3 separate regions of the Mus musculus genome follow, and all the other regions are linked to region 2. A link is a loop called in an ENCODE intact Hi-C map of the cell type or tissue named here. Cell type or tissue: left cerebral cortex. All regions are shown on one strand. Region 1 has its middle 23 kb from the start of Gm34924. Region 2 holds the start of Tiparp (TCDD-inducible poly(ADP-ribose) polymerase). Region 3 has its middle 4.1 kb from the start of Gm34924.

Region 1 (8,000 bases), 74 kb after region 2:
CCCCCACAATTAGGACATTTACCCATTAGAGTGAAGCTGCGCCCTTAGTGATTAGCAGCTTAAGAGTTGTCTTTGTCTTAGTTAAGGTTCTGTGAAGAGACACCGTGACCACAGTAACTCTTATAAAGGAAAACATTTAATTGGGGCTGGCTTACAGTTCCAGAGGTTTAGTCCATTATCCTCATGGTGGGAAGCATGGCAGTGTGCAGGCAGACATGATGCTGGAGAAGGAGCTGAGAGTTCTACACCTTGATCCACAGGCAGCAGAAGGAGACTGTGAGCCACGCTGGGCATAGTTTGAGCGTAGGAGACCTCAAAGCCCACCCCAACAGTGACACATTTCCTTCAACAAGACCACACCTATTCCAACAAGGCCACACCTCCTAATAGTGCACTTTCCTATGGGCCTATGGGGGCCACTTTCTTTCAGACCGTGATAATTGTTTAATGGTTTATTGGCGCATCTTGCAGGACTCTTGTTAAATCTACCTGAGACCATGATGGGTCAATGATAAATGAGATGAGGCCTTGACCAAGCTGCTTGATGGTGCATATCCCTTTTGCCCCCTATTTAAACCTAAATCTCACTCTAGTACCCCCAAGATGAACTGGAGGGGGGTCACTGCCCCCTTTTATTTATTCCTTTTCCTGGTGTCATCTCATCCAATAAGCCTTCTTTCCTGTGGCTCCCTCTCTCCTCACAGTCCTTGCTTCTTTAATTAGCATATCAGTTTGGGTGCCCAAGTTTAGCTTGTTGGGGGAAACCATACTTTTGCCCTAAAAACCTCCAGTAATACTTTGAGAATTTACCTATTTCTGTTTCCTTTGTATCTTTCTTCTTTTCCTACTATGCTGGTTAGTTGTGTTTTTGTTTTTGTTGTTTTGTTTTGTTTTGTTTTGCTTTGCTTTGCTTTGCTTTGCTTTGCTTTGTTTTGTTTTTGTCAACTTTGCCTAAGCTAGAATCATCTGGAAAGAGGGAACTTTGACTGAGAAAATATTTCCGTCAGATTGGCCTGGAGACAAGTCTTTGGGGGCACTTTCTGACTAATGATTGTTGTGGGAGGGCCTAGCCCACTACAGGCATTGCCACCCCTGGGCTATGTATAAGAAAGCAGGCTGAGCAAGACATGGGCAACAAGCCAGTAAGCTGTGTGCCTTCATGTCCTCTGTTTCAATTCCTACCTCAGGTTCCTGCCTTGAATTCCTGATATAAATTCTCTCAGTGATCTAAGCTGATTCTACTTTGTAATTCTCTTATGCAGATGGAACTACATTGTATAAGTTCACTGACTTTGAAATAAATCTATCACATGAGTTTGAGCCTCATGTCCTCTCAGATTTGAGCCAGTGATGGTGATAAAAGCAACCCAACCCGACCAATCAAACCGGAGGTGAGGGTGCTGTTGGATAGTTTCCAAAAGCCTTCCTCTATGTGGTTAATTGACCCAGAGGTATTTAAGTGTCTTTGGTTCTCCTTTGAAAAAATTAAATAAGGACATATTTTGTTTTCTAGGCCACACGTATAGTCACAGAGCAGCACAGAACTATTTGTGAAGTGCTCGTAGTCCTTGTCTTTAGTGGAAGAAAGAGAACATGTGTGGCTTTTGTTTACAGCTGTGGGTCAGTGTGGAGTGTTATTGATTTGGTCAACGCTACCGTGGCTGGGCACAACTCCAACCTCCCAGCTAAGGATTGCTGGATCTTGCCAGGACTCTGCATTGAGACAGTGTGTTCCCTTCTTTTACCTGCATTTTCCTCACTGTCTGTGAGGAGAAGCACAGCTTTAACCCCACTTCAATGTGTTTACACACCCACATGCATTTTTCCATGGAGCAAGCAAGGCAAAGAACTCTAAGATCTCTCTCCCTCTTCGGACAAGTGCAGACCAACGGCCCCATCATAATGCTTATTGCTGGTGTCAGGCCGAGTCTGGCATCTCCCTAGTGAAACTAAGTAGCTCAGTGAGAATGAGACATTATCCAAAGCCTGCTTCATTCAGTAAATAGTGTAGTCTTCCTGGCTTCATTCCTTCAGTTCTGGACTTCATCATGCCATAAACCACAGGGTCTTTGTCTGCATGTTACTCTATTAGCTCCATATGTGGAGAACTCATGGAACTCACATGCAGAATGTGTGATGTCAGACCAGTTTACACGAGTCCAAATTTTGTGCAGCTGTTAGACTCAGATGTTCTCCTTCATTTTTTATGTCAGCACCATCCCAATAAACGCACTGATCTTGAGACTGAAAAGCAAAGTGAGGTCTCTGCTCTTGAATGTGTTTCAGAGCCTGAAAGGTCTGTACCACTTTTGTGTGGGTCTCACCAGAGGCTACATCAGAGTGGTGGCTTTCAGTTCTCTTGGAAGCAAAACAAAATGAGGGAGATCAGTGGAAGAGTAGGCGCAGAACGTGCGAGGACATCAGTTCTCAGGCAAATTAGAAACCATTACCTAGAATCATGTGCCCTTGGAAGGAGATCCCACCAGAGGACATCTTCAGTTCCACACAGACACAGCAGTTTCTCTAAAAGACATTGAACTGGTTTCTGACAGTGAAAGGCATTGGCTAATGAGTGTCCCTGACCCCATGGTGCTGAGACTAGCAAGCTTGTTTTGGGTTTATTTTATTGTTTATTTTAAGACAATTCACTATCTTTTATCACTACAAGGGTGGTCAAAGGTTGCCACCCAATTAAAATTACAAGGTATTAAAAGATAAGTAGCCCCCAACATTTATGTGGAATGAAGAACAACTTAAAATAGGTTTTTAAAACCTAAAACTAGGTCTACATATGCTATTTGGACTCTCCATAATGTGACTCAATGTATATAAATGCTGAGAGTTGTAGGTTTTCTGTTCTTCACTTTGGAGAGACCATGATTCTTCATGGTTGGGTAAGGAAACCAAACTTTGGGAATTTAAAGGATGGATGTGGGTGGTGGTAAGAATTGTATGGTCTTATTTTGGGACAGAAAGTAAGATTTGGCTTCACCTTTATTTCTTCTTCTGCCCTTTGTTATTACTTCAGTGACTCTGGCTGTCACTGTCTCCTTCCCTTGTGAGAGAACAGAAGAAACTTGCCATCAGTTTCCTGTCTGAAGGGGGCTTTGGCCCAAGAAGTCCTCTTATAGAATTGTCTGGCTTGCCTTTTTCTCCTCATCATGTTCTGTAGTAAAGGTTTTTGAAAGCCAGGGAAACAAAACTTCTCCAGCTTATCTCCTGAAGACAGAAAACATTCGGTTGCACCACGCTGTGAACACTTTAGGGCTTGAGTCTCATTCCAGAAGCATGGTGAGCTTCGCTACTTAAGATAGAAATTTCCCCGCTGTGTTCCTTCGGCAAGCAAACGGAAGATGTTGTGAGATCCTGAGCTCTGTGTAGACTCTAGCTTTTAATGCTCAGCGGTTGAAACTGCTACGCAAGAAGTCATTCTATTGGGTGTTTGGAAAAGATCCACTGAACAGCATCTTCCTAAATACGGTTGAAAGAAAGCAGGTTCCAAGTTAACAAGGTCAAAGCATGCTTGGAATGAGGCTTAATCAATTGTTTGGAAGCTACCACTTGCTAAACAGAAGGCTGAGGTTCACTGCATTAGTAGCTTCAAGGGTTCCTGAAACCCTCTGGATGTGATGACAGATGTTCAAGAACTTAATGCTTCTTGAGTGTGGTGCTGGTCAGATGTTGTAACTCAAGCCAGGTGAGTCATGTAGCAGCACATGACTGATAGGCAACTTCTGAACATTCTCAGCTAGGAAAAAAAAAATCTGACAATTTACAAAAAAAAAAAAAAAAAAAAAAAAAAAGAGGCCTAGTGGTACTCACAGTCATTCCACAAACACCTCACGTTGTGAAAGTTTCGGTTCTCAGTGAATGAGACCCTTGTGAATGAATGATTTTCTACTCCTGTGACTCATACTACATAAGACTATCTGTCATAGTTCTATTAACAGTCATACTGTGTTCTCTGGGATAAATATATATCCATTTAATGAGGGCATGGAGGAATGTGCAGCATTAAACAAATCTTATAGTAAAAAATACTCCTTGCCATCTGCCTGCTTTCTGGAGGTGGTTTTATTCTTATATTATTGCTGTTTCCTGTATCTTTTACTCTCAACGCCCCGCACTCTGGAAAGATTACTCATCCTTAACTTGAAATAATCCTTTAACTCTTTCACTGCCCAGCATCTTTTAAGCTTCTCCTAACTGAAGGAATGAGACACTCCACAACCAGGCACATAAAATTGAAACATACATAAGGCAATTCTCCCTTTTAAAGCCACCATTGACTTTATGCTGAAAATTACATGTCTGATAGATAACACCTCACTTACTATGAAAATAGCAATTTCAAATAGGTGATCCTAATTTTCTGTCTTTTTCTTCCAGTGTTTCAGTTCTGTATGTGTTATCCATTTTGATACCATCTGCAGCTTTTTAAAGGTTCTGGAGTTCTTAGTTCTTTATTCTTTTGTGTTGCAGGTTGGGAAATTTCTATCTGATCATCTGCAAATTCACTAGCTCCTTCCCTCACTGTTATCAGTAGATGTCCTGGAAGGCCAAACTCCTGGAATACAGGCCACCGACATCTCAGGGTGGGTCAGAAAACTCTAGGATTTCCCCTCCCCTATACTCTATCACTTCACAACAACCCTTTAATGGGTTACAATGGAAAGAAATGTAGGCGCCAGACACTGTCTGAGGGGCAGAGAGAGCCAAGGCTAAGAGAGGAGTTAGGAACAAGGGCACTAAAATATCTGAATCATTTGGAATTTATACAAGCTCTACGTGAAGTTCTGCTGTAAGCCAGATTAGTAGACATGCTCATTAAAGGCTTGTTTTACCTCAGAACCTACTATAGGTACAACCAGGTACCTGGTGTTTAGCCAGAGATTTCAGGTTATACTAAAAGAAAAGAAAAAAGAAAGGAAAAAGAAAGATACACTGTGAAGATATTCAGTAGCCACCAAAGCCAGCTTTAGATATGACATAGATGTTGGAATAACCAAAGAACTTAAAACATATTGATTAACATATCAAGGTCATTACTGGAAAAATGGACAGCATGGACCATCTGGTTAGTAATGTCATCAAAGAAAAAACTTGGGTTGGAGCAATTAAGAGCACTGGCTACCCTTATAGAGGACCCGGTTCCCAGCACCCACATGGTGGCTCACAACTATCTGAAACTCCAGTTCCAGGGGATCTGATGCCTTCTTCTGACTTTCATGGGTACCAGGCACACATGTGGCACATACACAAGAGAACACTCATATACTTTAGATAAATAGATAGATAGATAGATAGATAGATAGATAGATAGATAGATAGATAGATAGTAGATAATAACATTTTTATTAAAGGAAAAAACTACAAACAACAACAACAACAAAAAAGCCCAAAACTAAGGAGACTTTCCAATTTGATGTTGAAAGGAAATGACTCAGTAAAGTACCTACCTCACAAGCATGAAGGCCCGAGTTCAATTCCCCATATCCCAAGTTAAAAAGACAGATGCTGGAGACAGGCAGAGCCCTGTGTTGTGGGCCCGTCAGTCTAACTAAACTGATGAGTTTCAAGTTCAGTGAAAGGTCCTGTCTCAAAATATCAGATGGACAGCAGTTGAGGAAGACACTGAACCTGATCTCTGGCCTCCACATATGTATACGCACGTATACCTATATATACACGCATTACACACATAAACAAAAAAATAGTAGAAGTAATGGGTAAGTGTTTAGATATAAATGTTTGTAGCTACCTAGGGGAAACAATGAAAGTATGGATGTTAAGATGCACTTTCATCTCTAGTAAAGATGGGGGAGGGGTCTCATTTCATGGGAAGTTATCATATTGCAATTCAAGCATGTATTATTCTTGCAATTTGAAATAGTCAACACAAAGAAGGTGAGTCTTACTCATCCATGAGAGAAAGCTCTCTGGGAAAAGATCTCCTTTAGTTCTTATTTTTAGACAGTTCCGGAGTTATTGACACATTGCCTTTTTGTCTGAGTAAAAGACCTCTTGGGAATGTAGCATGGTAGGAGAGTCACCTCTCCGCTAGTGGGAAGAGTTGGATAACCTTGGCCCGTGCAAGAGTGAGGGCGGGGACTGTGTCCCATCACTCACAGCCATTTCAACGTCCACTCTGCTGGGTCCTCGGCCAAGGCTTGGTATATACTCGCTGAATTAGTAGGTTATCCGAAGGAAGTGTCAGTGGCTCTGTGAGGAATCACTGAACTGTAGGCAGTGGGGCAATCCAGCGAGTAATTGATAGGCAATTTCTCTGTTCTTAATGATTATTTTAGAATTTAAACTCCGAGGTTATTAGCCACACAGCAATGCCAAGGAAATTAACCAGACCTATCAAGAGTGTTTTCCCTGGTGGAGACTCTCTCCAAGACTGAAACAGCCGTAGACATTATTCAAGTTTCCTCTGCCTGTTCACAAAAAGAGTCAGGGAGTGACCTTAAAATTTAACCTCTTAGTTTCCATTTTTTGCATTTTAAGTAAAGCTATGTAGTGGCTGGGGCCAGAATTAAGATCACATGGGGGTTGTGATGGCCCATGGCTTATTACTACAAGCTGGGGATACGAAAGAAGAAAGGGATCAACATCTATTGAATACCTGTCTACCTCATGGGCTCCTCACTGCTCACTGAGACACTGTTAGCCCCTGAGCACAAAGTACCTCATCAGCCCCACCACAAGCTGGAAACGGTTGTCAGTATTTAATGGGTGATGAAAGTGGACTTAGCTAACTTGTCTGGGGACGCACAGCCTGAAAAATAGTAGGCCTGGGATTTGGGACAGCTGCACACACCTCCAAAACCGAAGCCTACTCTCAGGCCACTAGACTGGGGCCTGTTTGGCTTATCTAAATGCTAACATGACAGCTGTCTCAAACAGGAGACACCTACATATACATGCATTACACACATAAATGAAAAAAAAATGACTAGGAGTGAAAACTTTAATGATATTTTTCTTTGTGACAATGCCTTTACACTTGTGAATGAATGATTTTCCCACTCATGTGACTCCCTTCCTAACTGACTAAGTAAGAGCAATATCTCTGTAGAACTAATCCAGACTTGTACAGAAGTCACCGGCCCCTCTTCAAGTTCTACACATTGTTAGGAAATAACTTAGAGGAAATAACTGAGCAACGCCTTCACGATAATGAACACACACAGGTGTGATCTGCATTCTCTGAAACCTGTTCCAGAATGTAAATACCCACCACCACCACCACCACCACCACCACACCACCACCACCACCACCACCACACAGAGCCCGATTGCAGATCCCAGACTGCTGCTTAATCAGGTTACCCACGGTGCAGAGATAGCCACTTGTCATGAATGCCCTCATGGATTCAAGCTCTCATTTGCCTTCCTGTTGTATTTGCTGACTCAGATGAAATTATTTTCATCTTCACGTTCACGGTGCCAGAAAGTTAGCCCGCAGCCTTCAGCATGTTTCCAGCACCTTTGAGCCCCTTTCTGCGGTATTTCATAGTTGGCTTGACCTCCACCAGCTACTTCATTGACTCTCCTGGATCTTTTGCACACTGGAGTGTCCTGTGACCCACATCTATTTGCCACTCTCCTCTCCCCCCCACACCTCTGTGTGTACCTAGACGCTAATCACACTCATTTTTACTCTTCTTTTCCCCCTAGCCTCACATCTCCAGTCTGGTGTCCCGTGGACATTAACTATAAACCAGAGCCACAAAGAATCATTGAGTCCTAGCTTCAGCGCTAACCTATTGCTCCTCTCCACCTCAACAATTCAATTCTATATCCCAATACATGCCTCACCCTACTATCTACCTTGTTATTCAGATCTAAACATTTCCCTGGTTGGATTTGAGTGGTTTTCAGTGACTTTCATGAGCCCTAAAGTCGCTGTGCTTTCACCGTGCTAGTCAGTCTCAGGCACGTCATCACATTTGATTTCTTAGAACGTAGAATTATCTAAATGGAGTTTGTTCAAT
Region 2 (8,000 bases):
GGAAGAGAAAGAGGAGAAAGAAGAAGAGGAGGAGGAAGAGGACGAGGAGAAGAGGAAGAGGAGAAAGAAGAAGAGGAGGAGGAAGAAGAAGAAAAAGGAGGAGAAAGAGGAGACGGATCATCCAAATATTTCTAATAAAGGAGAAAAGTACAATAGGAACTTTACAGCCCAATTCACCCTTCTTCTCATTCAAGGAATACAATCTTACCCTTTCTAGGATAGCCCAGAATGCCTGTCAGTTATGATAGGGGCTCAGCCTGCAGGCTCTAAGGGCCCTCATGATGTTACTGGTCCTTCTGATCAAGTGTGTGAGTCTGTGCTCACATCAGCAGCATGTATACTAAGAAAAGATTAGCATGGACCCTGTGCAAGAATGACATAACAATTCACAGAGCATTCTATAATTTTAAACTTTCATATTCCAAATTTAAAAGTCCTTAATTTTATATGTATGGTATTTCCTACATGTCGGTACTTATGTTTGTGCCTAATACCCATGGAGGTCAGAAGAGGGCATCAGATTCCCTGGAAATCGTTGTTAGCTGCCATGTGGCTGTTGAGAACTGCACATAGGTCCTCTCGGACACAGCATCCAGTGCTCTTAAGTACTGACTGAGCCATCTCTCCAACCCTCCCACCTCCAACTTTTTTTTTTTAAGAGTATGAGTTTCAGGGTTCTAGAAACCAATATTTAAACTAGCTCTGGAATTACATTTAATTATCAGCTCTTAATTGAATTAGGATAAGTTACCCTTAAGTGATCTATAGCCTTTTATATAAAATACCTTCCCCCAGCTGGGCGTGGTGGCACACGCCTTTAATCTCAGCACTCGGGAGGCAGAGGCAGGTGGATTTCTGAGTTCGAGGCCAGCCTTGTCTACAGAGTGAGTTCCAGGACAGCCAGGGCTATAAAGAGAAACCCTGTCTCGAAAAACTAAAAAAAAAAAAAAAAAAAAAAAACAAAAAACCCTTCTCACTTAGATGCTCAACTTGGTCATGTGACTTGCTTGGGTCAGTGACATATTAGTAATCAATTATACTGCTTGCTTATTGAGCCTTGTTTTTTTGGAATGCCCCCATTTTGTAATCCAGATTATCATTTTATGAGGAAGCCCATATCAGCCAGGTAGAGAAGCCACACACAAGAAAACAGACCAACAAGCCTTCTTTTTTTTCCAAGACAGGGTTTCTCTGTGTAGCCCTGGCTGTCCTGGGACTCACTCTGTAGACCAGGCTGGCCTGGAACTCAGAAATCCTCCTGCCTCTGCCTCCCAAGGGCTGGGATTAAAGGCGTGCACCACCACCACCTGGCTTCTCCAGCATTCTTAGATTCCATCTTTGCATTTTCTACATCATTGTCAGCTCATTTGTGCTGAGACACTAGCTTCGACCTTGTGTCCTAAGAGATTTCAGTTAGACTAGGCAGGCCCAGCCTTCAAGCTGTACAGATGAGCTACTGGCACTCTGTCCTGGTGGAATTCCTGAGCAAAGAGCCCGGGATCATGAACAAATCAGTTATGGTTTTAAATAGCTATATTTGGGGGTGATTTGTACATAGCAGTAACTGAAACAGTACTGAAAGTATAAAGAATGTATAAAAAAATTGTTGGAAGAGAATGGAATTTTAAAAGTAGCACGAAAGCAAATTGAACAAACAAAATAGATGAGAGAAAAAAATACGTAGTAAAATGATAGATTTAACCCCAAATATAGTATGTTCAACCGGAGACATGAGGGCTGCATGTGTGTGTCCCAGGATTAAGTTTGGATGCAACCCAACATAAAACCATAAATTTACTTAAAACATTGTTTTTGCAAATATTTTTGGTAATCATTAAGTTAGTAGGTAAAGTTGGGACAGTTTTAAAACGTTGGAAATACTGCAATCTTATTATAGTTTTTTAAAAATAGTTTAATTTTGCTTATATACTAGTCTTTGAATTCTGTCCCAACCTTTCCACTTTAGTCTGAGGGCCTTTACTTGATGCAATTTGAAACAACACTGCTGGGTGATCATTAATCTGGGTTAGCAGTGCCATAAAACTTGGGAACCACAGCCTCTGCTTAGCCTGTTTTTCCAGGATCCCCTTTTTTTTTTTTTTGAATAAGTACGATCTTTTAATTTTTTTTCTTAAATTCGGATTATACAAATTTAATGTTTATTTCCAACTAAAAAAACAACAACAACAAAAAGCTATTGAATACATGAAGTTACAATCCAGATGCCAGTTTCATGTATATTTTTGAGGTTAACTCTCGGTTCCCTAAGTCTCTATGAGTGCAGGGCGTGGGGTCTGGGTGATGAAGGTCGTAGTTCTAAACCTAGTACACGCTCGGCGCGGAAGAGGCGCTCTGACTTGTTAAATGAATTAGTCACTACGTGATCCGTGGGCTGCAAAACACGCGCATAGGCATCTCTATTGTCAAAACCCTAACATTGGCTTCCCCTAGCGGAGGCTGTCCGGGAACAGGCGGCGGGGCGGGCTCAGCCTTCCCGCCCGTACGGCGCGGGGCCGGCGACCCCGTCTGGAGGCAGCGGCGGAGGCGGCCACTCGCTTCCCCCTCGGGATCTGGAGGCGTCTTGAAAGGAGGCAGATAAACAAAGGCAACCGCACCGAAACCGGCCGTTCCGTCTCACAGCCTCTCTCACATCGCGTGCCCGGGTGTCCGCGGAACACGGTGACCCTGCATCTGTCCGCAGGCAGGTGGAGTCCGCCCCACGCGGCGCGCGCCTCCTCTCCTCGCAGGCTCACGGGGGGTGGGAGGTAGCCTCCCCGGCCTCGCGAACCGTCAGAGCCTCGGGGACCCTCGGCCGCTCGCGAGCGGACACTCCCCTCCCTCCTCCTCCTCCTCCCCGGAGCGCCGAGCCGCCGCGCGCCCCTCCGTCCGGAGCACGCGCACGGGAGGCGGGGCCCCAGCTTCCCGGCACTCACTGATCGCCCGGCCCCCTCACCCCACCCCACCCCCTCTCGGCCCCGAAGCTCCTCCCTCCCCGAAGACGAGCCGGCCCGGGGGAGGAGACCGGAAGCCACTTAAAGCAGAGCTGGAGCTGACAGGCGAGCGAGCTGGAGCCTCGAGAGCAGTTGCGGCTTTCAGCGCTCAGGTCCGCGGAATGGCCCGCGCGCCGCTCGCCGCGTCGGCCGCCCACGACCCCTAGACACCGGCCCTCGTCCTCGGCTCGGACCGCTGGCGCAGAGGCGGCCCTCCACGCCGCGCCTGGGCTGCGTTCGAAGGGCGGCTTGCCTGAGGTAAAAGGGGCTGGGGGGTGGGCAGCGAGCGGCGGAGGGACCCCCAGCGGGATGGCGGGCGCCAGCCTCGCCGCCCCGAGTCCCCGTCGGGACAGCGGCGGATCCCTAGACTGCCCGGGAGAGCTGAATGCGCTCGCGTCCGTCGGTGGCGGGGTGGGATCGGGTTCAGCGCCGGGAGCTGGGCAGGTGGATAGATGGACTGGCGCCGCAGGGCTTGCGGGGCCGCCCGCGACTCCTCTCGGGGGGTTGCAGCCGGGGCAGCCCCTGCGGGAGGGCTCGGCGCTGCGGGAGCGTTCCGGCCGGCGCGCGTTCCGGGCTGCAGCCCAGAAGTTTGCAGGCTGTGTTCGAGTTAACTTTGAGTGCCGCACCGGTTCCCCTTCCTTTTCCCCGCCACCCGGAGTGTCCGCTGCGGCTCGGCCCTGCAAGCTCCGGGACTCGCCAGCCGGTCCTCGGGAAGGAGGCAGGGCCGGGGTGGGGGGGAATTCATTGTGGACTCGCCTTGAGTGGCTTCGGGGAGGCGGGGAGGTCGGGTCCTGAGGAAGGTGGGCCGGGAGTGAGGGGGCGCCCGGGTCCCTGAGGACAAGGTGAGGGCGGGGATGCTCACCCTCTCGGCGAAGTGCGGAGCCCGGTGGAACGGGCGCGGCGGGAGGTCGTGGCTGCGCGGAGCGCGGCCGGCAGGAGGCGTCGCTCGGACCCGGGCGTCTCACTCCTTGGCTGTTTGGAGCCGGCGGTTTCCATGGAAGGTGTGACCAGCTCGTGGTGCCAGACGACCGGGGCGTCACGAGGTGAAGGGTGGCGCGATTGGGTTGCCCGCTGCGGGCGACCGGAGGAAACGACCTTCCAATCTTTTTATTTTTCTGTTATGCAAACTAATTGAGGAACTGGTGGCTTCCGCACTCCACTCCTCTGCTTCCTAGTTGAGTTTCCGAGTTTGGTGGAGGGGCAGTAAGAGGAAAAGTTGTGTGCGTGCGAGTGTGTGTGTGCGTGCGTGCGTGCGTGCATGTGCGTGTGCAGAAGTATAAATAAAATCGCTTTAGTATTTTGCCTGGATTGGTGTGATAGGAGGGGATAGTGTGCGTGCGTAGGGGAAGGCACAGGCGGGTTAGATACGGAGAGGGAATACCACAATCTGTGCCAACTGAGCCTTGAGGCAAGAGCACCGAATGATGAATAATAACGCCTGGCTTGGCTGCTTTCCAGTTATTTATGTCTCATGTCAGATCCCTCCTTCGTGAGGCTTTCTCTAACAATGCCAGCTCATACTGAACTCAAATATTTATTTATTTAAAATAAATAAATCTCTTTTGTACTTAGACTAGCACTTTGTTCCATGCCTTGTGTTTTTCTGAGTTTTGATTATTCAGCACTTTTGTATACATAGACTTATAAATCCCTCCTAGATCTTTATATTCGTTTTTTAAAGCACGAAGTCTTACCATTTTGGGTTTTGACCTTCAACCAAGAACAAAGCATCTAATGTGTGCCTTTTCTAAAGTAATTCAGCCACAAAATACAGACATCCTCAGTGGTGAACAGTGCTAGGTACTATACTGGACTCCTAATGCATGCTTGATTAAATCATAGGTTCTTACATCAAGGAGTTCTTTCAGTCTATTGGACAAGAAAAAAGACCATTAATTGCTCATCACTGTCCCTTCTCATCTGGAACAATCTCAGTAAATACCTGGAAATCTCAGTCATTTTAAAGGATCTGGTTCTTGAAAGGAAAAAAAATTCAGATTCTGAAATTTGGTGTTTTTTAATATTTGTATTTTTTTGGTTATAATATACTTTCATTTGTTTTTTTTTTTTAAAGTGGATAAGTGTAACTTTTCTAAAGACAAGGACCCTTTGTATAATCGTGCTGTATTAAGTTTCTAAGGCACGGTACAGTGGTTGTTGAAGTTAGGCATATCCTGATATTCCTTCAGGAATTTTTTAAAAATTTAGAAATCTTTAACATTCAATAATTAAATACTAGAACTTTCAGAATGTAAAAACATTAGCAGGCTTCTGGCTTTCTCTTGTATCACAATTCACTTGAAAGCTTCTGTGTCTATCCTTACACACATACACACACACACTAGTTCTTTCACTTTTTAACCTTTTAAGTTTATCCTTTTGATGAACTTTCCTCCCAGTGAATTTTGTTTTTTGCAAACTCATGGGACAGATCATAAACAACTGTAAAGGGAACCACAAAGCTAAGCAAGAGATGTGGTTTCCCTGCTTCATCTTCTAGAAAAAGACAGTTATTTCTATCTTACAAAATAAAGTCATACCCCAGTAGAATCACACAGCACTTGCTCTGTCTCCCCCTCCTCTGTGTGTGTGTTTATCAATTATTAAGTCAATACATAAGTATTGAAAAATACATTCTCATCTACTATTATCTACTATTATGCAGATTTTTGCATAGCTTTTGAATCTTCATTTCTCAGTTTAAAAAAAGAAAATTGACCTGTAAGAGCTAACTATAATGCAAGCAGTGATTGCAGATAGTTAACCATAGACTAACGCAAAATGTTTTAATGAATGAATGGGTTCAGTTGTCAGTTTTTAAATGATCATCTTTCTTCCTTTCCTGGTAGGATTTGTAGATACTGAGGCACAGTTGGGAGTTAATCACATCATGGAAGTGGAAACCACTGAACCTGAGCCAGACTGTGTAGTACAGCCTCCTTCTCCTTCTGATGACTTTTCATGCCAAATGAGAATTTCTGAGAAGATCTCTCCATTGAAAACGTGTTTTAAGAAAAAACAGGAACAAAAAAGATTGGGAACTGGAACCCTGAGATCCTTGAGGCCAATATTAAATACTTTGCTAGAATCTGGCTCACTTGATGGAGTTTTTAGAGCTAGAGACCAAAACAGAGATGAGAGCAGCTTACATGAACATATAGTGAAAAAACCCCTGGAAATCAACCCATCGTGTCCACCAGCAGAAAACAGTATGCCTGTCCTGATTCCTGATGGGACAAATGTTGAGGGCCAATTACCAGAAGCGCATCCTTCTACAGATGCTCCAGAACAGGGGGTTCCAATCCAAGACCACAGTTTTCCACCAGAAACCATCAGTGGGACAGTGGCAGATTCTACAACAGGACACTTCCAAACTGACCTTTTGCATCCTGTTTCAGGTGATGTTCCTACAAGTCCTGACTGCGTAGATAAAGTTATGGATTATGTACCAGGAGCTTTCCAAGACAATAGTTTTACAATCCAGTACATTTTGGATACCAGTGATAAGTTGAGTACTGAGCTCTTCCAAGACAAAAGTGAGGAAGCTTCCCTTGAGCTTGTGTTTGAACTTGTAAACCAGCTACAGTACCATACTCACCAAGAGAATGGAATTGAAATTTGTATGGACTTTCTGCAAGGCACTTGCATTTATGGCAGGGATTGTTTGAAACATCACACCGTATTGCCCTATCATTGGCAGATCAAAAGGACAACCACTCAGAAGTGGCAGAGTGTTTCCAATGATTCTCAGGAGCACTTGGAAAGATTTTATTGTAATCCAGAAAATGATAGAATGAGAATGAAGTATGGGTATGTATTATAACAAGTTAAAAATTGTTACATGTTCTAATGAAGCTGAAAGTTTGGTATGGTGGTTTCTTTCAGTAGTGTACCAAGTTTTTTGTTTTGTTTTTTTCTTTTATGACTTTTATGCTATTCTGATTTTTCATAGTGTTTAAATTTTAATGTGGTCTCTTTACCTAACCAAAGAAACATTTTATGATTTGAACAATTTAGATGTCATTCTGTTTAGTATGTATATGTTTGAATGAAAGTTGTACATACATTTGAGTGTTGAGAATCAAGTACTATTTTAACTGTAATCACTTGCCTTTAAAAAAAATCCACTGTGAATCTTACATACTAAACTTACCTAGTTTTTAAATTTTTATGAGTTGAGTAGCTTTTTTTCTTTTTTAAATATAGAAACTAATATTTGGAGCTCTTTTACTAAACATTTTATATCAGTAATTCAGAAGTTCTTCATTCGTACACAGACACATGCTATTTTGATTTTTCAAGGTGTTGGAATGTGTGAGTGTTCTGCCTGCGTGAATGTATGTCCACCTAATACTGCAGAGGCCTGAAGCGGGTGTTGAATACCCTGGCATGGTTACAAACGGTTTTGAGCCTCAACAAGGTGCTAAGAACTGAACCTTAGTCCTCTGCAAGAGGCCCCCTTTTCTTAAAAATAGTTTTAATAAGGTATTGTCCAAGAACTCGATTGCCCCTGAGCTACCAATTCTAATTGTTATGTCAAGAGTTTATGAATTCGCCAGGTGCACGCCTTTAATCCCAGCACTTGGGAGGCAGAGGCAGGTGGATCTCTTGAGTTCGAGGCCAGCCTGGTCTACAGAATGAGTTCCAGGACAGCCATAGCTACACAGAGAAACCCTGTCTCGAAAAAAAACAAAAACAAAAACAAAAAAAAAAAAAAAAGAAAAGAGTTTGAATTCTCAAAGCCACTCGAATCCTTCCATCTCCAGATTACAGAACACTTGAGAGCATTGGCCTCTTCACTGATGAAGCAGATTTCAGTCCACTGAGTACTGGAACATTTTGGTACATGAAGTTTCTGTTTGATTTAGTCATAAGGAAACTAGCAGAGTCATTGTCTTACACATTACACTGTTACTGTAAGCAAGTCAAGACAATCATTTTGGTCCCAGAAGGTCCAACAATTCTTTGATCAATAACATATTGGACATTTATATCTTTAAGATCTTTTTG
Region 3 (8,000 bases), 56 kb after region 2:
TGGGCAGCACCAGTGGCCTTTTCCCTACTCTGTGCTAGCCCCAAGCTTTGTTGCTAATAAAGGACAGGAGCCACCTTTTATTCTTTTTTGTTTTTCTTAACCTTTCTGGTAGTGTCAGGGGGGAATTCCACAGTACAACGGGGAGCCAAGGGCCAGTGTCTCCTGTGAGGAGAACCCAGCAAGGTGGAAGAGCTGAAAGCATTTTCCCACCATAGGGAGTCAGGCTAACTACCTTCATTTTTCTCCATTTACAAAGAGAAAAGAAAATCCTATTCCTAAGGGCATTTGTTCTGGCTCAAGGGCATAGGTTTTTGTTTTGGTTTGGTTTGGTTTTTGGTTTTTTTTCTTTTCTGAAAGAGGAGACTGGCTCAGTAAAACAGCCCAGAGTTGCTACTTTATATAACCAAGATGGCTACCTTGGAGGAAGATGGCTTGAGAAGTCCTCCATGCCCTCTGGGAACTCTACACAGCTTTCCTTACTTAGTAGTGTCAAAAAAAAAAAAAAAAAAAAAAAAAAAAAAAAAAAAACCCGCTCAAGGTAAAAAGCTGAATGGAGATGATTTCACTGATAATATTTTAAGTGTGACAAACAGAATCAGATTGCATAACTAGTGCATTCTAAGCTGAAGCCTTGTTAGATTGCATAACATGCTGGACTAGGGAATAAAGCAGGTAGCCATGGATTCCTGGTGCTACCAAGATGTCTATAAAGCAACACCTATCTGGTAGAGCCATTTCTCAGGCCCTCTGTCTTGAGGCTTCACAGGAGCTCAGCACCCGAAGACTTCTGAAGAGCCTGCTGTCAATGGCGAGCTGCCAAAGTACTGAGTCAGACGTGACACTGCCCACAGTGCAGAGCCCGGTGGTGTTGTGACCCAGAATCCTGTCTCTTGCAGGTGCCTACAGAAATTTGTGGTGTTTATATGTTCTTTAATGGTGGCACACCCCTTTAATCCCAGCACTTGGGAGGCAGAGGCAGGTGGATTTCTGAGTTTGAGGCCAGCCTGGTCTACAAAGTGAGTTCCAGGACAGCTAGGGCTACACAGAGAAACCCTGTCTCGAAAACAAACAAACAAACAAACAAACAAACAAAAAAAGCCTCAAACAGCCCTGCAGTAGTGGCACAGACCTTTAATCCCAGCACTTGGGAGGCAGAGGCAGGCAGATTTCTGAGTTCGAGGCCAGCCTGGTCTACAGAGTAAGTTCCAGACAGCTAGGGCTACACAGAGAAACCCTGTCTCAAAAAAAAAAAAAAAAAAAAAAAAAAAAAAAGCCTCAAAAAGTCTACTGCAGGACAGCAGTTGTTGAATGTCACCTTGCAAATCCCAAGGGAGCTCTGGGTTATTTAAGGTGGTCCATTAGACGAAAACTAGTCCCAGAGCCTTAGAATGCCCTTTATGCTTGTGGCTGTGTCGACACTTGCACTGATGATGTAATAGCAATGATTAAAAAAAAAAGGTAATACCTTTGCACACAAGGAAGTAGGACCAAACTATTAATAGTCAGAGTTCTCCACTGGCACACATTGGTGACATCAACAAACAAAACCAAACAACCCAACCCCCCAACAAGGAGACTAACAAAAAACCCTGCCAAATCCATTAAAAATGTCCCTGGCAAAGCCGTGAAAATTGTTCACCTTAGCCTATAGGAGTAGAGCCTTTTTGTAATGTATATCACAGGAACCCTGCATGAGGTACATGTACTGCATGCTGATGCACACACAAAAAGCATAATATTCGTTGAGTTACAAGCTCAACTATCTGCTTTTGTCACAGATGTTAGAAACTTGGAAAAATGAGAAATAACGTTGAGAAACTATTTTCACTATTTTATTTGGGTTGAGAAAATGTGGTTTTTAAATGAAGACTGTTGCTTATATTAGCGTGAACTAATGAAGTTAAAGTTATTTTTAAAGAAAATCAAATTTGAAGCTTCTGTTTCAATGTTTTATTTTTAAATTACTTATCTTTATTGATTTTGTATTATGTGTATGCTTCTCTGTGTCTGTGTAGGTCTGTGTGTGGGTGTGTATACTTAGATACCAAGCCCGTGGAGACCAGAGAGGGCATTGGATGCCTGGAAGAAGGGCATTGAAAGAAGAGTTACCGATGGTTGTGAGCCACCATGTGGGTGCTGGGAATTGAACTAGGGTCCTCTGGAAGAGCAGTCAGTGCTCTTAACTGCTGAGCCATCTTTCCAGCCCCCTCTTTCAAATTTTAGTCTTTCTATAGACAGAATATAAACAAATGAGAGCCCTTTAGGATCCTCAGTATTTTTAAGACTGTGAAGGAGAACTGCTCAACTAGGAAATGTGATCGCTTAAAGCCACACCTAAGACTACTCTAGTGAATATTCTGACTTTGGGTTCAGATTCAAACTTTACTACATGCTACCTGTTTAATGTCATGGATCAGTTAGTTGTTCCAAACTTCTCTTCCTTCACCGCCCCCCCTCCCCAAAATGGGAATGATATTTACTGTATATATCTCCTGAAGAGATGAGAAAATATATCTGATACTCTTAATTAACATAAGACCTAGTGTCTTGTTAGGGTTTTACTGCTGTGAACAGACACTATGACCAACACAACTCTTATAAGGACTACATTTAGTTGGGGCTGGCTTATAGGTTCAGAGGTTCAGACCATTATCATCAAGGCTGGAACATAGCAGCATCCAGGCAGGCATGGTACAGGCAGAGCTGAGAGTTCTACATCTTCATCTGAAGGCTGCTAGCAGAATACTGGCTTCCAGGCAGCTAGGATGAGGGTCTTAAAGCTTACAACCACAGTGATATACTTCCAACAAGGCCACATCTACTCCAACAGGGCCATACTCTCTAATAGTGCCACTCCCTGGGCTGAGCATATACAAATCACTACACCTAGTAATAATGTTCAAATATTAGCTGACTGAATAATTGTAAGAAGTTCAGATATGAACGGATGCTTTTGGTGGCAAGGAACAGAAATAGTTTTGAAGGTTGGGAAAAGCGAAAAAAAAAAAAAAGAAAGAAAGAAATAGGAAGCAACCTCAGGGTCTACCAAGTTTAACAGAGGTCTAGAACACCAAGGTTGGCAGACTGGCTAAATAGGACTCCTCTGGGAGTTACTGGGAAATATCACTGAAATTGTAACTTGCATATGAACTGCCTGAGATGTCAAGCACATGTAAGAAGCCTCGTATCATGTACATGCTGCTAATCTATGGAGCGAGCTTGAGTAGCAAGATGGAGACCTCCCACCTCCACATTATTGATTCTGAGTCTCCCAGAGGGGGCTGGCTTTCGAACTCTGGGATCGGTAAGGTAAGGCAGCAATAATATGCACTATTGACATTCATTCATTTGCACATTCAATCAATAGGCTCCCGTGTCCTGCTAAATATTTTGCATGCTTCCTGCAGACACTATAAAGGGTCCACATTCTGTTGGACAGGAGGAGCAGGCTGACCTATTTGCTTGTGTCTTTAATGCAATGTGAGAAGATGCTCTGGTTAAGATGTGTACACAGTGTTCTGGGATCCAGGATCCAGGAGTGAGTCACTGCTGACTGAGGTTGACAAGGAAGATGCAGAGAAGAAAAGCTAAGATAGGGTGAGTGTGGGAGGGAAAGAAAGAGTCAAAAAGAGTCCAGAGCTAGACAAAAAGAGGCCTTGAGCTCTATTAAATCACACTACAGTCTGTCTGTCTTTCTTTCTTTCTTTCTCTCTCTCTCTCTCTCTCTCTCTCTCTCTCTCTCTCTCTTTCTTTTTTTTTCTGAGACAGGGTTTCTCTGTGCACCCCTGGCTGTCCTGGAACTCACTCTGTAGACCAGGCTGGCCTCGAACTCAGAAATCTGCCTGCCTCTGCCTTCCGAGTGCTGGGATTAAAGGCGTGCACCACCACCACCCGGCTCACACTTCAGTCTTGATTGCACTCAGAGAGCTTTTAAGAATACTGATGCCTATGTTACCCTAGATTGACTAAATCCTACTTTCTTGAGTGTATGTGTGTGTTTGTGAGAGAGAAAGAGAGAAACAGAGAGAGACAGAGAGACAGAGACAGAAAGAAGGAGGGAGGGAGAGGGGCAAAAGGGGGGGGGGAAGTGTAGTTGATTGAATGCTATAGGGTATCAGGATTTTAGAGCAAGCAATACCATACATAGCCTAAGTTGAGAACCAGGACTATAAATGAGCAAGTGACCGCCCAACTTATTTGCATAGAGCATGCTCTTCAGCACGGATCATGCCTATTCTTCTTAAATGCACTTTTCATGTCAATTTGATATTCAAAATCAGAATTATTTAAAAGCTTTTATGCGCCAGAGGCCATGTGATAGGCATTGGACTGTCACCCCCTGCCCCACCCAGGGGGCTGTGGGTGTAGGCAGATGAAACATGCCCTTTGTTCCCTGGACAGCTGGGTGAAAAGCTTATCCCTGTGAAGTTAAGAGCCCTGGGCAGAGGGCACCTCTTTCACAGGCCACAGGACCTTGGAGTCCCTGAAGAGAGTTGCCTGCAGAGTGTGTGCAGTGCGCATGCCTTTTCCCACCCTCCCTTACTAATGGGGGAACCGAGGGATATTTTTACTTATAAGATGAAAAGATGAACTTTCCACATCGTGACGGCTGGCAGACGAATCCTTCCAACGGAGCTCTACAGTACGATTTTGCTCTGTCTGTACTAGCTTTTTGAAGTCTGTACCCAGCTACTAAAGTGTCATAATTAGGAAGAAAAAAAATCTCTTCTCTCATGCCTCCCCACTAAAGTCCCTGCCACCATCTTCAAAGTGTCCAAATGTTGCTGTGACACGTCTGTGGTTGTTGTTCATCAAGTGTCTGAATTTCAGAGCTGTTCCAAGTCTCTAAAATATGTAGTTAAAAGGGATTCCAACCATGAGACATAAACACAACTAAAATCGGCCCTCCAGATATGTTTATGTGCAGTTCCATCCCCCAGGTTTTAGTCAATAAAATATTCAGCCATTTTTAGTGGAATGGACCAAGCACTTCCTGTAGAGGATACAAGAGAGTGGACACTACCGTTATGCAAACGCAGTGGCCGGCGGTTCCTGCTGTGGACAGACTCAGTGTAGCCTTAAAGCTTTTTTTGAGACAAGGTTTCTCTGTGTAACCCTGGTTGTCCTGGAGCTCACTCTTAATGCTTATTTTTGAGTGTGTTCTGTTTTACAACTTCCTACCCAATACACAGGAACCGAGGTACTCCTTTTCTGAATTAAAAATTTCAGGAAGCCTGGTGTGGAGGGGAGGGGTGGAATAGGGTGGGGGGGGGGGCGGATAGGGGACTCTACCATCCACTCTCCCACCTTCCCCAAGACGGTACCAGAAAGAGGCCTCCTGCGTTCGTCCAGCGACTACAAACTCGCTGGATTAGATCGCTTTCCTAGGTGATAGCCCAGGCTTTCCCCTCAATTGGATGATGAGTAATCACTTGAAAGGAAGAATTTAACACGGAGATCTTCCGCTTTAACGACAAGAACTGGGGTGTATGTAAATTACAGTCTTTCACTTCTCCGGCTGTGCAGATGTGACTCAGAATTCACACCACAGCTAATGCGGAGAGCGAGCTGGCTTCCACGTACACAAGTGTGCCAGCGTGTGGGTGGCCCAGGGCCGCCCTCCCAGGGTTTGAGTCCGCGCGTGCGTGTGTGTTCGGTGGGGGGAAGGGGATGTAGACAAAGCTGACTCCTGACAACTTACAAGAATATGTAACTAGCAAACCGTCTCAACAGCCTCAGCGGTCAAAACCTGCATTCCCTCAGCCTTAGAAAAGGACTGTGCTTAGCAAACTCAGTTGAGAGGGGCCAGCCATTCCAGTGGCTGCGGGATTCTCAGAGCAAGTGCGCCTCACCCAAGGTCCTGCTTGGAAACAAACAAGCTGGCCTTCGATCACAGGAAGGGAGTGGAACCTCCCTCAATGTGTCGGTTTTAATCTTGGTTCTGGGGGACATTAACTCCCTCTTCGTGGATCACTGATTGCTTTCAAAATACCAGGAATCATTATTTTACCTTACAGGGTTATTGTATGCTAGGACTAATTTAGCTAAGGCTTGTAGAAGCCAGTAGATGCTGAATGACCTTATTAGTTCCCCTTTAAAAAGCTCTTTAGCATCCCTGGGCAGCTGATTTGATGAGAAGTGCCTACTTACTGTGACCCTCATGTGTAGTCCTTCTTCGAACTCAACCTCCCAGGGCTTTTTAGTCCCTTTGATGAATAAGTACTGCTTCCAAATGAACCAAACAGTAAGCAGGGATGTGAATTTTGTCTGTGGGAAAAAAAGAAAATCAACCCCAGTGTTCAAGGGGGAAAAATCATGCTAATTAGAAGGGAGACAAACAGTGAGCCTTTTAGAGATGGGACAGGCGAAGGTCTGGCTTTTAAGTGTAACCTAAAGTGATGGAGATTCAAGTTGAAGAACTTGCTCATGTCCTCAAGATCCTTCCCAAGGCACTGTCACCATCCCCTTCCTTTCTCCTCTCTGCTCTTCTCTCAGTGCCAAACAGAACAGCTATAGGCATGAGCCTGTGCAAGACACATCTGTGCATCTTGGGTGGTGCAGCAAGCACAGAGTTCAGGCATGCCCCTCTCTGCTCTGCCATGGCACATTCTGCTCCTTGGAGGGAAGTAATCTCAGAATTACTATACTCCCAGAAGCCAGCCCTCAGCAAAGAGTCTCCTGGACCTCCATGCAATCTCTCTGTCTGTCTCTGGGGATACACCAGGGTGTGCCCAGCTCATTTTGCATGACGGTTTTAAAGCTGCTGTTTATGAGTGTTTTAAATTTTTTACTTAATAAAGGAACCGATGCTTTACAACTGGAGATCAGTTGCTGATTAGCATCCATTCCGCCAACGGTTGTAGCTGCTGCTCATCTTTCCGAGGTCTGTGAGCCCACAGCTGTCTCTCCTCTCCTGTGTTTTCTCTGAAGCAGTGTGTCTCTGCACTTCCCTCCAACTTTGTTTTGGCTTAGTAATTCTATCTTGCTTACACAATTGCTCAGTCTTTATCCTCCTGTTTTTGATTACCAACTGGTGTTTATTTTAAATGCAGTTACTGGCCAATTAAATAGAAATTAGCTACATTTAAAGACAGGATTCCAGCTTACTGTGCCTTTCCTTTCCTTTCCAAAAAACAAAAAACAAAAGCAAAAAAAAAAAAAAAAAAACCCCAAAACAACCTAACACTCATCTTTCTTGAGACAATTCTCAGAATAAACATTCCAAAGACAAAGACCTGTGAGGTGTCAGGGCCCCTTAGGACAGCTACCTGCTGGATCTGTAGCTAAAGGAGTACAGAAAGGATGCTCTATTTGCCCAATAGGAGCCAGAGCAAGCTAGGATGTAACAAGAGCCATTTCCTGTTGTGATTTGGTCAAACCATTTTTGATTCAAGACAGACTCTCCTACCAGAGCAATTCAGGCTATTTCATTGAACAAGAGAACAAATAAATGAATAAAACTTCCTTCTGCCTCACTTTGTTGTTCAGGCAGCTGGAATGAATCTTCCTTTCCACACGAATATTGACCACTACTTACTGGGTAAAGAAAAAAATCAGGGGCTGGGGCTCCCTTCCTGGGCTGGGTGGAGCATATGGGCTAAATTACTTAGATGGGGCCTAAAGCCTGGACTTTACTGTAACAAGCTGTGCTGAGGCTGTGGGGGTTGTGGAGCCTGGGTCTGTGACTACTGATATGCTTCCCGGGTCCTAGGAGCTGGCCTGAAACTTTTGTACATGGAGGTCAGCCTGGCACCAGATAGGCCTTGAGCTTGAGTCTGCATGGACAGGCCTATGCCTTTAGCGTGTAGGAGCCAATCAGCCTAGAGCCTCAGTCTAGAGGAGTCATCCAGAAGTTACCTATGTCTATGGGGTCACAGGTAGGGTCACTGAATCCAGTCAGGGGGCACCTGTGCTCATAGAGGCAGCTAAATAAATATTCCATGGAGGCTGGGACAGAGACTAGATAGAAGTTACTGGCCTGGTGCCTGAGGTCAGGCTGG

Evidence for each region. Hi-C counts contacts between places; a loop is a spot of excess contacts. Peaks named below come from ENCODE experiments on the same cell type or tissue, not always from the same donor. Only the 100,000 strongest peaks of a DNase experiment are listed, where the experiment ranks them.
Region 1: it touches region 2 in a loop (1.9-fold over the local background); 3 of 42 quality-filtered maps call a loop at or near these places.
Region 3: a loop joins it to region 2, with 4 times the contacts of the local background. A loop is called at or near these places in 7 of 42 quality-filtered maps.

Annotation. Positions count from the first base shown.
Region 1 is chr3:65,599,822-65,607,821 of GRCm38, forward strand. No RefSeq gene overlaps it. Among named protein-coding and RNA genes, the nearest start is that of Gm34924, 23 kb to the left of the region's middle. In left cerebral cortex, no CTCF peak of the experiment used is centred here; DNase peaks (open chromatin) are centred at 3,336 and 4,047.
Region 2 is chr3:65,525,385-65,533,384 of GRCm38, forward strand. Tiparp (TCDD-inducible poly(ADP-ribose) polymerase) reads left to right here and starts at 3,063. Exons shown (of 6, transcript NM_178892.5): 1 at 3,063-3,248; 2 at 5,840-6,800. The coding sequence starts at 5,881. It overlaps 4931440P22Rik (RIKEN cDNA 4931440P22 gene), which reads right to left and starts at 4,030. Exons shown (of 2, transcript NR_027955.1): 1 at 3,853-4,030; 2 at 2,099-3,781. It also overlaps the pseudogene Gm22279. In left cerebral cortex, CTCF peaks have their summits at 2,464 and 3,907 (motif pointing right); DNase peaks (open chromatin) are centred at 1,373, 2,535, 3,010, 3,693 and 2 more places; H3K4me3 peaks cover 2,713 bases; H3K27ac peaks cover 2,124 bases.
Region 3 is chr3:65,580,995-65,588,994 of GRCm38, forward strand. No RefSeq gene overlaps it. Among named protein-coding and RNA genes, the nearest start is that of Gm34924, 4.1 kb to the left of the region's middle. In left cerebral cortex, no CTCF peak of the experiment used is centred here; DNase peaks (open chromatin) are centred at 662, 3,531, 4,672, 4,790 and 3 more places; H3K4me3 peaks cover 682 bases; H3K27ac peaks cover 355 bases.